Linked DNA regions of Homo sapiens: region 2 is linked to region 1. The links are chromatin loops, found by intact Hi-C in ENCODE. Cell type or tissue: heart left ventricle. All regions are shown on one strand.

Region 1 (8,000 bases):
ACAAAGTCACCAGGTTTTTCAGCTCCATTATAATCTTATGGGAACCACCATCACACATGTTGTCCATAGTTGACCAAAATGTCATTATGCGTCACATCACTATATACCTGATCTTAATTATCAGGTAAGTATTATAATTATCATTTTTACAAGTGAGGAAACTAATGCTCGGAAAGAAAAGTTTAACTTCTTGTCTTGCCTCCAATTTTCGATTTCTCCAGTTTCCATGCCCTTGACTCTTGTGCATACAGTGAGAAAAAGAGTTTTGAACAGAACCCTGAGAAGACTGTGGAGGTGACTGAGGTTAACCGGTCAAAGAATTAGAGAAAAAAAATCAGAAATATGAGAAGGAAGTCTAAGAGGAAAGTTTTAAGAAGGAAGGTATAATCACAATGGTTGGTTTGGAATATTTTTTCAGTCAGTAGGTCCACAGATGATGTAGAACTTTAAAAAAGTTTTATGGATGCTACTACTCTTCCTCCCTGAGTTTTGAGTTTTAGTCAAAAAAAGAGACTAACTTGAAGTGTTTTAGGAACAATGACTAATGCTATTTTTAAAAGTGAAATGAAAAAAAGTGCTTTTGCATTTAGATGAATAAGGGAGAAATGAAAAATAAGGGTTACTAATGCTCATAGTTCTCTGTCTGCTTTGCAGGCACAGAAGGCTAGACTAAGCAGGTAGCCAATTCTGACTTATTTTTAAACTAAAGAACCAATTCCATTCTTTTATAAAGTAAGTGATCATTTGTTCATGGTATTTTCTCAAATACATATATCCATTCAGGAGAAGAAGGCTGGAGGTGAGGAACAGGGGGAAGATAATTCCTGTTAGGAGCCAGAGGTAACTGGAAGGCCAGTGATCCTGGTGGAGTTAAGAGAGATGTCAAAGACAGTTTGGCAGAAATGGTTAGACCAAGCCTATCAGGGAACTGTAACATGAAGAGACCCATTAGCCAAAGGCCGAAAATACTTTAAGATGTAAAAGAAGTATAATACAACTGGTTAGATTACAGCTTTCTTTAGTTACATCACCCTTCAGAGAATACCATCTGGCAACCTGATTCATTTGTAGTACTTCCTAAATTCCAGCAGCAACCTATTTGTGTCTTTCTACAAATAGTTAATTTCACTAGTTTCAGTATCAGAAACTGGCCTTTTTAAAAACTTCACCTTTTTCTGATCCCTATTTTCCCTTTATCTGTAGAGTTTTTGCACCTCTTTTTAGAGGGATAAACTATGACTAATACATGAGAACATATTTCCACACAGTACTTATCCATATTCCAAATAATGCTGCTCAAATATTAAATACAATTTCAGAATTCTGAATTTCTTGTATTATCCCATGAACTTTATGCAATATGAATTACTATCTTTTTTTTCTTTCTTTCTTTCTTTTTTTTTTTTTTGAGACGGAGTCTCGCTCTGTAGCCCAGGCTGGAGTGCAGTGGCGCGATCTCAGCTCAAGGCAAGCTCCGCCTCCCGGGTTCATGCCATTCTCCTGCCTCAGTCTCCCTAGTAGCTGGGACTACAGGCGCCCACCACCACGCCCGGCTAATTTTTTTGTATTTTTAGTAGAGACGGGGTTTCACCATGTTAGCCAGGATGGTCTGGATCTCCTGGCCTTGTGATCCACCTGCCTCAGACTCCCAAAGTGCTGGGATTACAGGAGTAAGCCACTGCACCCGGCCTATGAATTACCATCTTTCTAACAGCATTTATTAATATATATCTGTAAGTTAGTTTATTAGGTGCTTATCACATGCCAGGCAGCTCTAGGTACAAGGGTAACACAAAAGACTGAGGTTCTAGTAGTAATGGAGAAATAAGGCAAGTTATATAAATTTAACAGAAAAGGGTGTGATTAATTCACTCTGGAGAAGATGGCAAAATTTTTCAAGAAGTGAATCAGGCTAAGTCTAGAAAGATGAATAGGAGTTCATCAGGCACTAGAAAAGAGAAAAGGCATCCCTAACACTCCCCGCCCTCCACCTGCCCCAAATTTGGGAAAATAGAAAAAGAAAGAATAACATAACAATAAAACCAGAAGAAATCCTGTTCACCTCATGCCTGGGGTTGGTGCAGGGGTGGGGGTTGGGCGGGGTAATTGTGTTTTTAAGTATACTTCAGATCAGAAAGTAAACGTTTATAAAACGGGATTTACAATCGAGGGAAAGGGGTGGAGAGGAGGAAGTTCAGTTTATTTTGTTGTATTAACTTAAAACAAATGAGTAAAAATATCAACATCTATGCTTGGGAACACATATACTATCTTTCATAAAAGTCCCTAAGTTTGAAAATGAAAGCATATGGAGCTTTATCCAATATTACAATATTTGCCCTAATGTTTTGTATCCTTAATATTATTTTCAAAGGTTCTAAAGTGAGTCGGCCCAAGATCTTGACAGCACATCCACACACATGCCCAATAATCCACTCTTGATTGAAACAATCAACAGTAGCCTAACCAACTTTTCACTTACCCTGGCTTGAACACCTTCGCATCCTTCAAAGTCTGGCTTTATAGTATGACCATCAACAGACAAATAATTAAGCTCTAAGTTTTGTCACTCAACCTCTTCATCCTTTCATTCAATTATTTCCTCTCAAATCCCATTAGTTTCGCTTTTCTCCTAAAGGGACTCGTAGAAAATACTTGCACAGCACAATCACAAAAACCAGTGGCTGGAGCCAGAGTCCAAACGCGCACACACTACTTTCCAGTCATATCCCTCTTGGGGCTGTTCCTACCAGTGATCAAATTCAGCGGACCAGGAAGAAGGAAAAACCTGAAGCAGGAAGACTGTTTCTCTTCCTTTCACTTCCCCCCACGCCGCCTCCCCCTCCCCCCGCTCTCCCATCCCCCAGGGCCGCACCGCGACCGACCTCGCACGCACCCCCTCCCACTGTCACCCGCCACTGCCTACAAAACAGTCATAGCCTTTGTTAAAATGTCCACGGGCACAATGGATCAGAAGAGGGACACATTCCCGGGGGTGGGTAAAGGAAAGTCACACGAACGCCACGCCCTCCTTGGGACTAGCCCGGGCCGACAGCCCACCGCCTCCAAATCCTTTCCCCTCCGACGGGGAATGTTTCTAGCAACTCTGCACCAGAGAAAGCAGCGCTGGAGGAAGGGATGAGCTTGGGACGTCCCTCATGGGCACCAAGCAGGGGACTGAACTTGAAGCTGGGACACCCTCCAGCACCGTTGGCAAGCCTCGCGGTCCTGCCCAGTCTGTGTGCGGACTTCCAGCCTGTAAACCCCATTCCTTCAATTTTTTTTCTCGTCATACCCACCCTCACCCACTCCCGCTACCACGCACTCCGCTCCCCACGCGGCCCTGGCCGGACACCCACAGGCAGCGTCGCTACCAACGCTACCGCATATCTGACGGGTTTCTCCTCGCAGAACCGAAGTCACCCCCACACACCCCAATCCTTCCTGGGGCGCTTCGCCTGGATCACGTTTCCCCAGCTAGGAACCCAGCGCGGCCGCCACACTCACAGCGGGTCCCGCTCCGCTACTCGCCGTTCTGCGAGCCGCACGTCGCGCCTGCGCGCTCCTATTTCTGCCGAGCCTAGCTGGAGCCAGGAACCGGGAGCGGACTGGAAGGGAGGTGGAAAGAGGCGGGGGCTGGGCTGGGGCGGGGTTAAGAGAGAAGGGGCGGGAACAGGGTGGGGCGCGGGGGTGGGAAACGAGGGGCGGATCCTCCACCGCTTCTGCTGGGAAGACCCAGGGCTCAGGGCATCCTGCTGGAGCTTTCCACTATTGGGGTTTATTTATAACACATACAGAAAAGCCGTCGAGGCCCCTCTGTGCACTCCCACACGCACCGTGGAGAAAGCCTGGCTCGGCGCGGGCCCAAGTAGTCAGCCGTTGGGCCGCCACGTCTCTCCTAGCCACCGCGGGTCCCCGCCAGCCTTTTTCTCTTTCGCATACATACCTCACCACACATTATTCCTTTTCCTAGTCATTTCTCCTCATCGCGTACTCTTCAGCCCTGGTGAAGTGAGGGGCATAGGGATTTCTCATCCACAGACCGCCTGTGTAGGGCATCCTAGTTAATATACCTCTTTGCTATGTGTGAGCCCAGATCGTGGTTGGTGACTATTCGACCATTGTCCACTGTTACAGCTCAGAGAATTGCACTTTCCTTGAGGAATAATTCCCTTGCCACTGTTTCCGGACAACTCTTGGTGACAACTATCTGCTTTTTCTAAAAAAAAAAAAAAAAAAAAAAACCGTCTTGTACAAACTTACCCAAATATCTTGAGAAGAAAACCCATCTTTGACCTCGCTTTTTAGGTAGAGCTATCTTAGAACTTGAATCTTAAACTTCTACAAGCCCCTCTAAGAAACAGAATAAAAGGCTTTTGCTATTGTGTAAACTTTGACCTAATGCTTGGAGGTTTTCTGGCATTTTGCATCATAAGGAGTCTAGCTTGATTATTATTCCATGCTGCATGCGTGCTTGGTTTTAACTTGTATGCTTTTCTGTTTACAGTCTGGTCAGCTGTGGCATCTCACATGCTTTCAGATCAGCTATTAAAATAAACACACGCCTGAGTGAATCCAAAGTGAATTGGGCTGTGGACCTGAAGTGATTTATTCCAAACTAAGTTCCCCTTCTTTTTACTTTAATTGTGATGGAATTAAGAAACATTTGGCTTATTAAGAATAAAAGAATTGCCACAGGACCACACCAATAGTCTTTCCTAGCAAGCATTTTAACTGTGATGGGAGCATTTTATGGGAGAGTTTGGTGATTGCCCTTAAAGATCTGAATATCCCAAAATTCTTCCATTTAACCTTTCTTGTCTTCCATTCATATATTTTACAAATCAGATTTTCTAGAACTCATTTCTATCTTGCACTTGTCAAATAAGCCTAGGGAGGATGTAGAGAGATATATTGCCAAAAGGTATATTGGTAATGTAGGCACAAATTTTGCAGGATTAGTAAGTCTGTAAGTGCCTGGAAGCAGGACTTTGTCCTATTCATTTCACTAGTAAAATATTTCACATACATGTTCTTAAAAAAATTGCTAGGCTAATAAAAGTAAGATTTGCATCCTTAATAAATGTGCATATGTGTTTTTTTAAAACTTTTCACTTGATTATTTTTTTCTTTTTTGTCTAAATTTTTCAGGATATTTTGGTTGAAATGACAAAAACTAGATTGAAGTAGATCAGGCAAAAACAGGAAGTTATTGTGTAACCCAAGTTGTGAAAGGGTAGGTCTATGATTGGCCATAGGATTAAATGGAACCAGCAACAGGAATGCTTTGAATTCCAGCTCAGGCTCTCAATACAGACAGGGTCATTCTAACAGAACATCTCAAAGTCATGTTCTGCTGGTTTGGCACCGTAGCCTGTTACAAGTTGCTCACACCTACCAAGTTCCTACCAGAGAGAAAGTATCTCTCTTCTCTCACTTCCAGTTTTTAAAGCAACAGTTAAAACATCTGATTGGGTAGAATTGAGTACCGTAACCACTCCTGAAGAGAAAATGCGTATGTGACATAAGAATGGGACCCAATTAGAACCACATGGTTAAAGAAAAAAAAATAAAGAGAAAAATTTCTAAATGAAAACAAACAGTAAGGGGGAGATGCCGTTTTCAGAAGAGACAGGCAATGGACAGACAAAAAAAAAAAGATGTCCACCATCGAAACTGTATTTAAGGAATACAGCCTTGGAATTACCTTTGACCCCTCTTTCTCTCCCTCTCCCTGCCTCCCCAAGTATTCAAGTATTAACAAAGCTGGTTAACAGTGTCTGTGTATTAGTTTTCTGTGGCTGCTGTACAAAAATTACCACAAACTTCATGATTTAAAACAACACAAATTTATCTTATGGTCCTGGAGGAAGTCTGACAAGAGTCACACTGGACTAAAATCAAGGCGTCAGCAGAGTTGAGTTCCTTTATGGAAACTTTTTGGGAGAATCTTTTTTCTTGCCTTTTCCACATTCTAGAGACCTCCCACATTCCTTCATTCATGGCTGTATTCCATTTTCAAAGCCAACAATAATATTACTCTGACACACTGACACTTCTGCCTACCTCTTCCACATGTAAGGACCTTTCTGATTATATTGGGCACATTAAGATAATCCAAAACAGTCTCCCTATCTGAAGGGCAAATGATTAGCAGCCTTAATTATATCTGTAACTTTAATTCCCTTTTGCCATGTAACATATTTTCACAGGTTTTGGGTACTGGCATGTGGATATCTTTTGGGGGGCATTAATATCCCTACTACAGTCTTTCTTTACATAAAAGTAACAAAGCCTAAGCCACTGCTTTTCAAACTGAAACACTTGTAAAAAAAATACTGATATCTGGATCCCATCCCCAGATATTATTATTTAATTGACCTGGAGTCCCTTGGCCCCTCTAAACACACACAGAATTAACTGGATCAGGATGGAGCATCTCACCCATGCTGGGCCACAGAACTTCCCTGGGGATTTAGAATAGTAGCAGGGAATTGGTAACACTGGGTGTCTGAAGCTATAATGTGTCAATTTAGGAACTATAACATAAGGAGAATCTTAGGAAAACAAATCTGGAGTGGATGGAAGAGGGGAGAAACAGAAAGAGGTAGACACAGTGCAGCTGAGCCTGGATCCTCAATGGTTGTCTGCCTCATAGTTACAATGGCATTCTTATCATTGGCTTCTATGAGGAACCACTGAATCCTCATAAGAAGGTATCTTATTTTGCTGAAGCTAGCTCAAGTTAATTTCTCTTGCATAAACCATAAAATATTCTAATTAATGTAGGATGAGAGCTTAACTTTCCTCCAATTACTTTTTTTCTGATATGTTTTTTGTTAAATAAATAAGGCAGGCTTAAGAACCAGACTTTTAGAATTGGTATTCCAGATCTTCTGTCTACTTCACCAGCATCCATCTCCCAGTTACCCCATATTATTCCACTCCTCCTTTCACTTTATAGTTACTCAAAGGCCCAGAAAAGGCCTCATAAATTATCTCAGCCTAATCTTCATCCAATAGTCCAAGTCTCCCTTAGACATACCAGTTAGGTATAAATCCAGTTCTCTTCTTGACTGATGTCAAGTCAATATTAATGACTTGCAAATCAAATCTCTCACACTAATCCCTCTCCTGATTTTCAGATCTCTAGTTACCTGGCTAATGGATTATTCCTCCTCAAGGTATAAGAAATGAAACTCAATTTCTCTTCCAAAATCTGCCTTCCTTCTTGCATTTGATTTTCTTCATAATGAAAATACTATGCACCCCGTCAAACACATTAAAAGTGGTAAATCACTCATGACCACTTTTTCTCTGTCCTCAGTTTTCTATTCATTCTACCTCTTACATGTTTCACATATTAATTCATCTTTCCTGCCTCACTTCAGATATATCACCAATCACCTGAGCTACCACATGGTCTCCCAGCTGGTTTCCCTGTCTTTAGTTTCTCCCGAATCCAGTCCACCCTTCCCAGTTCTGCCAGATAGCTTTATAAACACAAATGTGATCAAGCCACTGTACTACTTAAAGACATTTCATGACTCCTGTCCACTTTACCATAAAATGCAAACTTTTTCAGCACAATCAAATCTTGTTATCTGGCTGCTTTGCACCTTTGCAAACTCATTCCCCTACCCATCATATGCACCCTAAGCTGCTAGCTGTATTTACCTTATACTTTCGTGCTGTTAGGACTTTCCCGTTCTCTCTCTCTAGCAGACACGTTCTTACGGATCCAGCTCAAAGACAGCCACTATGTAAATTCTTCCTGGTGCCATTTAAGGCAAAGTAAATCAGCTATTGATACTCTGCTTGCTATCTCTGTACTGGCATCCCCCTTCCTAAGGCTTATGCTTTAATATATTTATGCCTACATCTTCCTCTTCACTGAGAGATCTTTGAGTGGAGAGACAGACAGTGTAGCTCTAGCATTAATCACAAAGCATAAAATATTCTGGGCTGGAAAAAAACCTTGTGAAAAAAAGAACAAAAGG
Region 2 (8,000 bases), 74 kb before region 1:
TACTTTTAGAACAATAAATCCCAAACAAGTTCTTACGATTTCTTTAAAGGAGAATGATAAAGTAGGGTAAAAAGCCATTAGCCTTGTGAAAACCATAGTAGAATATCTATAATTTCTATTATTTGATAAAACACAATATCAAAAACCACGTTTTGTTTATGGTTTATAGTAACTTCAGCCAGTTTTTATTAAAAACTTTATGGTGCAAAACACTATTTCTACTACAATCCTATTTTTCTTATTTATGAAGTATCTATGTAGTAAAAATAGGCCAGAATGAGATATACCAAAATTATAAAACTGGTGGTGCTAAAAACTCAAGTGATTTTATGTTACTACATTTTTAAATTTCTCTACAATGAACATATACTATTTTTAAAAAGTAAAATGAATAAAATAAAATAAAACCAACAATGACTAAGCGGATGCAAAGGGAAAAAGCTGGAAAGAAAATAAAAGGTCAACCGTGCTTTGTGATTGCATGATGGTATTATGGATGATATATTCTTTTCCCTATTTCTAACCCTGTGATTTGACTAAGATGTGGCTTCTTCCTCTTACCCCTTTCTTTAAAACTTTTGCATCTGCTGCTCTTAAGGTATATTTAGTATCTTTTTAGCATAAGTGACACCACTTGTTTAGCATCTAGGGTTATTTTCCTGCTGCCCAGGACTGAATCTTTATACAATGGCTACCTCTGGTAACAATTTCCAGCTGTGGAGCAGTTCTATAGACTTTTCACCCCTGCCTTGTGCTGTCCCATTCCTGCTCTCTTTGAATAGCATGTAGTCTAGAGTAAAGAGAAGTAAAGAGGAGTATTCTCGCGGAGTGGGAAGGTATGTCTGGATGTCTTTTCTTTTGTACGAGAAGTAAAACCTTTTAAAACACTATCACCATCCATTAGCTTCCTCCACACTTTCTCTGTAATTAGGCAAAGTGATATTATCTATAACCTTCTAGAACAAAGCTTTGTGCAAATCAAATCCTTCCTACTCGCCAAGATGATAAATCCTCGCTCAGCAGAGTCCTATAGGAACGGGGCTCTCAAAGACAGTCCAGCACAAGGGGAAGTGAACCTAGCTCTCCAACCCACAGAATATTACTAGTTAGATGCCATTTTCCGAGTTCCTAACAAAGGAATTTTTAATTGCTAGCAATGTACATAATTCAGGGATGCAGATTTCAAATATACATCAAAAAGGTAGGCAAATCTGTGCAACTTTTTAATTGCCAACATACTTACAGTTTTTTCATTATTTTCAAAAGCTTCTCTTGCTTCTTCAAATGTACAGAATTCTTCTTTGCACTCACGCTCAATGTTGCCCTGTCTTATTTCTTCAAAAAACCCATTAGCTCTTGGGTAGCGTTTTAATATGGAATTGGCTTTTTCTCCCGTGAGGAAAACTAAAAAGAAATATAAGTATAAAAAACCTATGTGGCAAGTTGATATACCAGATGAAAACTGCTAGATGCTCTTTAGAAAACATAGCCAACATCCTAAACCTCTTTCCGTGAGTCAGCAATGAAGTAACACTTAGCTCCAAACCACTGTATCTGCTATCTTCCTCATGATGTGAGTATGTCCTTTCAATAGCAGTTGCCCTGGGCAGGGACAGTGACATAATTAACTATGTTATATTCAGACTTCAGCACATTCCTGCAAACCATGGGTGTTTAAATATACTAATAATGATAGCACTACTTATACTCATTACTGTAAGTAGATACCCCAAGGCATTCTGCTGACAGACAGCAGCAGCCAAATCAAATCCAGTCTCTAGATTATCAGTCTTTGTCCCTCTACCTAAAAATAAATAACACTTCAGTTGACCTAGTAATATAAACCCAGAGAGCTCTAACTTGTATGAAAAGAATAGGTAAAAAAAAATTGTGAGAAGTTAAATTTGGCCATGATTCATTCTATGGAAATCCTAATAATAATTTTGTTCTAAATGTACTTGAGTTAAATATAGTGTGATGCTTTAACACATTCAACCTCATTTCACTGTCCTTTAGAAAAAGAAAATTCTTCTGCATGATTTACAGAGGCATTTCATATAAACATTCAAAATACATTTATGAAACCATGTAAAAAAGATGCTTTTATTTTAATAATAATAAAATATAAAAAATAAAAAATAAGATGTTTTATTTTTAAATACAAATACATTTTAAGTTCAATTTCAATTACATTTTTCTAAAAGAATGTTGCCTGTTTGGAGAGACAAATATAATGCCACCAGAATTTCATCTCCGTTAATGCAAGAGATTAGAACATTTCCTAATTTATAGAATTCTGACATAAGAAAAGGCACATTACAGATCTTTCAAGATGCTAAAAAAGTCTACATTTTCTGAAAAACATTTTGAAGGAAATGAAAAACTTTTTATGTGCTCTTTTAAAAATGACAATGACAGCCAGCAATGGATTAAAGTTTTGCTTTGTTATAGAAATGAGTATTTTACTTTATAGAATATATGGACTCATTATTTAGGATTCTTTAAAGTATCCAAATTGACACCAGCTAGATGACACTTATACCAGGGTGAAAACCATGATAGGCCTTCAATGAGTATTTCCTTCTGTACCTCATAAAGGGTTCCCTTTATGACCCTTTATGAGGTACAGAAGGAAGGAAATTCAGAGAATAGATTATGATTATGGAATATGAATTCACAGATTCATAGAATATCATTAGAACTTTAAAAAATACAAATTGTGGTTAAGTGTAATGAAGGAAAGCAAAAGGTTACTGTTAAGTTGGAGAATAACAGTAAAATTTTCTAACACTTCTTGCCTTTTAGCCGCATCAGAATCCCTGAAGGACTGATTATCACACAGACTGCTGGGCCCCACCCCAGAGTTTCTGATGCCATAGATCTGAGGTAGGGCTATAAAATTACATTTCTAACCAGTTTCCAGGAAATGCTGCTGCTGCTGCTCCCATTACCACAGTTTGAGAATCACTACCCTAATGAGAGTTCCTTGGAAACATTCTGAGTGAAGTATTTATGGAATGCTAGGGTTAACAAATTTAAAGAGATCTTTCACTGAATGACTTTTTAGGGCCCTTCATATATATTTAGTATAAACAGTCATGCATCACTTAACAATGTGGATCCATTCTGAGAAATACATTGTTAGGCTATTTCATCATTGTGCAAACAGGATGGAGTGTATTTTCACAAACCTAGATGGCATAGCCTACTAGTCACCTAGGCTATATGATATAGCCTATTGGTCCTAGGCTATAAATCTGTTCAGTTTGTTACTATACTGAATACTATAGGCAATTATAACAATGGTAAGTATTTGTATATCTAAACATTGAAAAGATACAGGAATAATATGATATAAAAGATAAAAAATGGTACTGTATAGGGCACCTACCATAAAAGGAGTTTGCAGGGCACTTATCATAAATGGAGCTTACAGGATTGAAAGTTGGCCTGAGTGAGTGGTGAGTGAATGTGAAGGCCTAGGACATTACCGTAGACTACTGTAGACTTTATCAACACTGTCGACTTAGGCTACATTAAATGTATAAAAATATATTTCTTAAAAAAAATATTTTGGCTGGGAGCAGTAACTCATGCCTGTAATCCCAGCACTTTGGGAGGCTGAGGTGGGAGGATTGCTTGAGCCCAGGAGTTCGAGACCAGCCTGGGCAACACAGTGAGACCTCATCTCAAAAAAATTAAAATTAAATTAAATTAAAAAATAAAAAATAAAATTAAATGAAAATAAAAAGAAGGAAAATGTTTCTCCTTCTTCAGTAATAAATTAACCTTGGCTTACTATAATGTTTTTACTTCATACTTTTTAATTTTTTAACTTTTTGACTCTTTAGTAATAACACAGCTTAAAATACAAACACATTGTACAGCTGTACAAAAATATTTTCTTTATATATATCCTTATTCTATAAGCCTTTTTCCTATTTAAAAATTTTATTGTATTTTTTACTTTTGAAACTTTTTTGTTAAAATTTAACTTTTTTGTTAAAAAAAGTTAATTTTTGTTAAAAATTAAAATTAATTAATTAAAAATTAAACTTTTTTGTTAAAATTTAACTTTTTTGTTAAAAATTAAGATACAAGCACACACATTAGCCTAGGCCTCCACAGGGTCAGGATCATCAATATCACTGTCTTCCACATCCACATCTTATCCCACTTGAAGGTCTTCAGGGACAATAACATGCATGGAGCTGTCATCTGCTATTATAACAATGCTTTCTTCTGTATTACCTCCAGAAGAACTCGCTTGAGGCTATTTTATAGTTAATTTTTTTTCATAAGTAGAAGGAGTTTACTCCAGAATGACAATAAATATATATACATACAATATATATAATTGTATGTACTATACTGTTATATGACTAGCAGTGCAGTAGGTTTGTTTACTCCAGTATTGCCACAAACATGTGAGTAATGTGTTAACACTGTGATGCTATGATGTCACTAGGCAATAGAAACTTTTCAGCTCCTAATCTTATGGGACCATCATTGTATATGCAGTCTGTTGTTGACTGAAACATCATTATGCATGCATGTATTTGTAAATCTGAAAAGGAACATGATACATGCATTTGTGATATTTGACTATAGTACCCTTTTTCAAGAGATATTTTACTGATTTAACAACTTCCTAGCCATTAGTCTTATTTATACCCTCTGAATTAACGCATAAGTCTCCTCCATATAACAGGCCAACTAATACATGAAGAAAGACAGTAAATGGTTTCCCGTGGGACTTCTCCTTTCCAGAATAAACATGTCTTGCTTCTTCATCTGTTTGCCATAGAAAATGGATTTGAGTCTGCATCATCTTCCTCTCAAAATACAGTGACCTATGCTGAGCGCAATACTTTGTGTTTGGTCTGACAAGTGCAAAACTGGTCAGGATTATTGGCTTCCTTGTTTTAAAGACAATATATATGTTAATGTGGTCTAAGATATCCCTGGGTTTCGAATCAGTTTTTCTGAAGATAAATCAATCAACATTAATGTATTTTGAACTTTTAAGAGAAAAAAGCTAAATGCTTCTAAGAGATAATTACTTTCTTATATGCTATCCAACTCAAAAAGGTGAGTCAAAGCAAGCCACTGACTCCAGTAACCAGAAAGCAGTCTAATTTAGAAGAATAAGCAAATGGAAGGTAATACAGCAGGACACAAAGCTTCTAATCCAAGTCTAATCAAATTACCAAGCATTCCATGATCATATTCTATGTATTTCTTGTACTGGGCGGCAAGGTAATATAATACTAAGAACTCTACATGGATTCAGCTGGCAAGTAGATTTTATCTCACTTGCCAAATCCAGTCCATTAGAAGATATCACTTAAAGTAAGAATCTGACCTGTAGGAAAGATACTATTATAGATTAGTTATGTCTGCCATTTATTAGGGAACAGGAAGTAGTGGCAGAGAATTTGCCAGTGCTCATCAAAGTATTTGGAAACCTAATGGACCCTAAATGATGATACCAGAACTAGATTATTTTCTTTTTTGCCCATGACACAGCCCTCAGGAGATCCTGAGAACATGTGCCCCTAAAATTAGAATTTTTTAAAATGCGAAAACAAAATAAGGGAGAAGGTGGCAGCTTTGATCTATAGGATGAAATCAGATTATCTCCTCTAAAAACATGGGGCAATTTCCAGGCTGCAAGGGCTTGCGTTAGGATGTTTAACTAAAGCCATGATGTTTGAAACTAAAGTCCATCACTTCCTTAAATTGAGTGATCACTTCCTTAATTGCCTCTTTCTCCTTAAATTGTGTGAGTTAAATTACAGCTATCAGGAATCATGTGCATGCCTTAATCAAGGATTATATGATGTGACAAGTATACAGAATGTAAATGTGCCTTGAGAACACAATACTGAGGTGTTATTTAAAACATGCAGTTTTCCCATTAAAGGAAATAAAGAAAAACCTAAACCTTTTTTCTTCAGATTCGGTTAGGAAATACTCTTATTAAATTGAATATTTCAAACCTAAGGCATATTTACACATACACAGACACAAAATAAGTATATTATTCAAAAAAATGTAACCACTTTTTCATAATTTCAAAATAAATAAGCTCTCATCCATGCTTTCTCTTCAAAAGAAAATAATAAAAATAAATAAAATAAGTGGATGCAACAAGTCACAAAGATGGGTAGCAGATGACCTCTGCCCTCAAGGTTCTTCAGTGCAAGAGGTAACAAAGATATAATAAAAGAGATACACAAAGAGCTCTATTGTAAGACTGAACATGACGGATGTTCTTCAAGGTCAGAAGGCAGGCATATTTCTGGTGGGTGTGTGAGTTTGTGGTTTGGATGCCTTAGTTTATTTATTTATTTATTTATTTACTTATTTATTCACTTCTGAGACAGAGTTTCGCTCTGTAGCCCAGGCTAGAGTGCAGTGATGTGATCTTGGCTCACTGCAACCTCTGCCTCCTGGGCTAAAGCGACCCTTCCACCTTAGTCTCCTGAGTAGCTGGGACTACAGGTGTGTGCCACCACACTTGACTTCTCTTTTTTCTTTTTTCTTTCTTTTCTTTTTTTTTTTTTTTTTTTGCATAGACGGGGTTTTTCCATGTTGCCCAGGCTGGTCTCAAACTCTGGGCTCAAGCCATCTTCCCACCTTGGCCTCCCAAAGTGCTGGGATTACAGGCATGAACCATAGCACCTGGCCATAGGTGCCCTATTTTTGATATAAGACTATACACCAGAAACAGTAGCAAACAGTAGCAAGAACATCAAGAACAGAGAATGAGGACTTTCTACAAATGAACCTAGCATTCCATAGCTCTTCTTCAATTCAAGAGTCAGGGCCTCTCCTCTAGACCTATTGTGCAACCCTGGAGTTATTGGATTTCTTGTGGGAACAAGGTTAGTCAGAAAAGGAATAAAGACATTATGGCATTGATGGGGGGAGCCTTGTGGTTGTTTTGAGTAATCAATTTAATCTTATGGATATCCCAAGCTTGTTAGTGTGCACTAGTTAGAAAGAAAAAGGGTTGTCAGAACAAATAGCCATGTGAAGAAAACAAAAACCTAAGCGTCACTTATTCATCTATAAAACTGAAAAAATAACACCAATCTCAAGTTATAAGTTATAAATGAGTGCTTTGCTCAGGGCTTGACAAAAAAACAGATTTACAATAAGTAGTAGTGTGACTCACTGTCATTACCATTGTGGCAGTTATTCTGTGAAATAAAAAAAATGATATTTATCAAGCTGATAATAAAAATACACTTAGGAAATATAGAATAAATAGGATTAACTTGCCGTGAGTCTGTCTCCTTAACTTCAGGAATGCCTGGGAGTTTGGTCTCCTTGGTCAAGTCTGGGATGACATGTAGTAGCTTTATGAAGTGCTATTTAATGTCTCAAATTCGCTTGGAGGCACACTGTAGTAGCTTGTCCTGAACTGTTTTTGGAAAACATATAGGCTGATTGCACCTGACTAATTGATTACATAGTCTAGTTTCAGCTACATGACCAGTGGGATATCAAAGATCTTCTGTACACATGAGCCTTAGCTCCCGATACCAAGGTTATCTTGCACATAATCTTGGTGGTTCACAATTAGAAGACAAATGTGTCCTGTGCAACTAAAAATGGCCTTGTGAGTGATCTCTCTCCTGCTGTACCATACCTTGAGCCATTATTAAAGCCTTATGAGAATATACCCCGTAGAATCTTATAAGTCTTTTCAATTAACCAATGCTGTATAGTTGCTACAATATACTTTTATGATTCATAAATATTTTGGGGATATCATGAGATTTTAAAATTTCAGAACTTCTTCTCAAGAAATGGTCCAGAAATGGTCCTTATTATAAGGACTTGATACTTATAACAAACTTGTGAGGAAATACCCTTTGCCATAATGTATATGCTTGCTTTTATTAACTTCAACTTTGGTCAAATATATGTTGATAGCTTATCATCACTGGAATTTTAACAACAGACCACAAATAAGCTCTTAGAAAGGA

What was found. A loop is a pair of places that touch in the nucleus more often than their neighbours do. Peaks named below come from ENCODE experiments on the same cell type or tissue, not always from the same donor. Only the 100,000 strongest peaks of a DNase experiment are listed, where the experiment ranks them.
Region 2: it touches region 1 in a loop (5-fold over the local background); 7 of 110 quality-filtered maps call a loop at or near these places.

What each region holds. Positions count from the first base shown.
Region 1 is chrX:37,344,903-37,352,902 of GRCh38, reverse strand. It overlaps PRRG1 (proline rich and Gla domain 1), which reads right to left and starts at 3,539. Exons shown (of 4, transcript NM_001142395.2): 1 at 3,508-3,539. RefSeq lists enhancers at 2,721-3,231, 3,232-3,743. In heart left ventricle, no CTCF peak of the experiment used is centred here; a DNase peak (open chromatin) is centred at 3,572; H3K4me3 peaks cover 2,435 bases; H3K27ac peaks cover 3,288 bases.
Region 2 is chrX:37,419,244-37,427,243 of GRCh38, reverse strand. PRRG1 (proline rich and Gla domain 1) reads right to left here. Exons shown (of 4, transcript NM_001142395.2): 3 at 1,244-1,404. Among named protein-coding and RNA genes, the nearest start is that of PRRG1, 74 kb to the right of the region's middle. In heart left ventricle, no CTCF peak of the experiment used is centred here; no DNase peak of the experiment used is centred here; H3K27ac peaks cover 978 bases.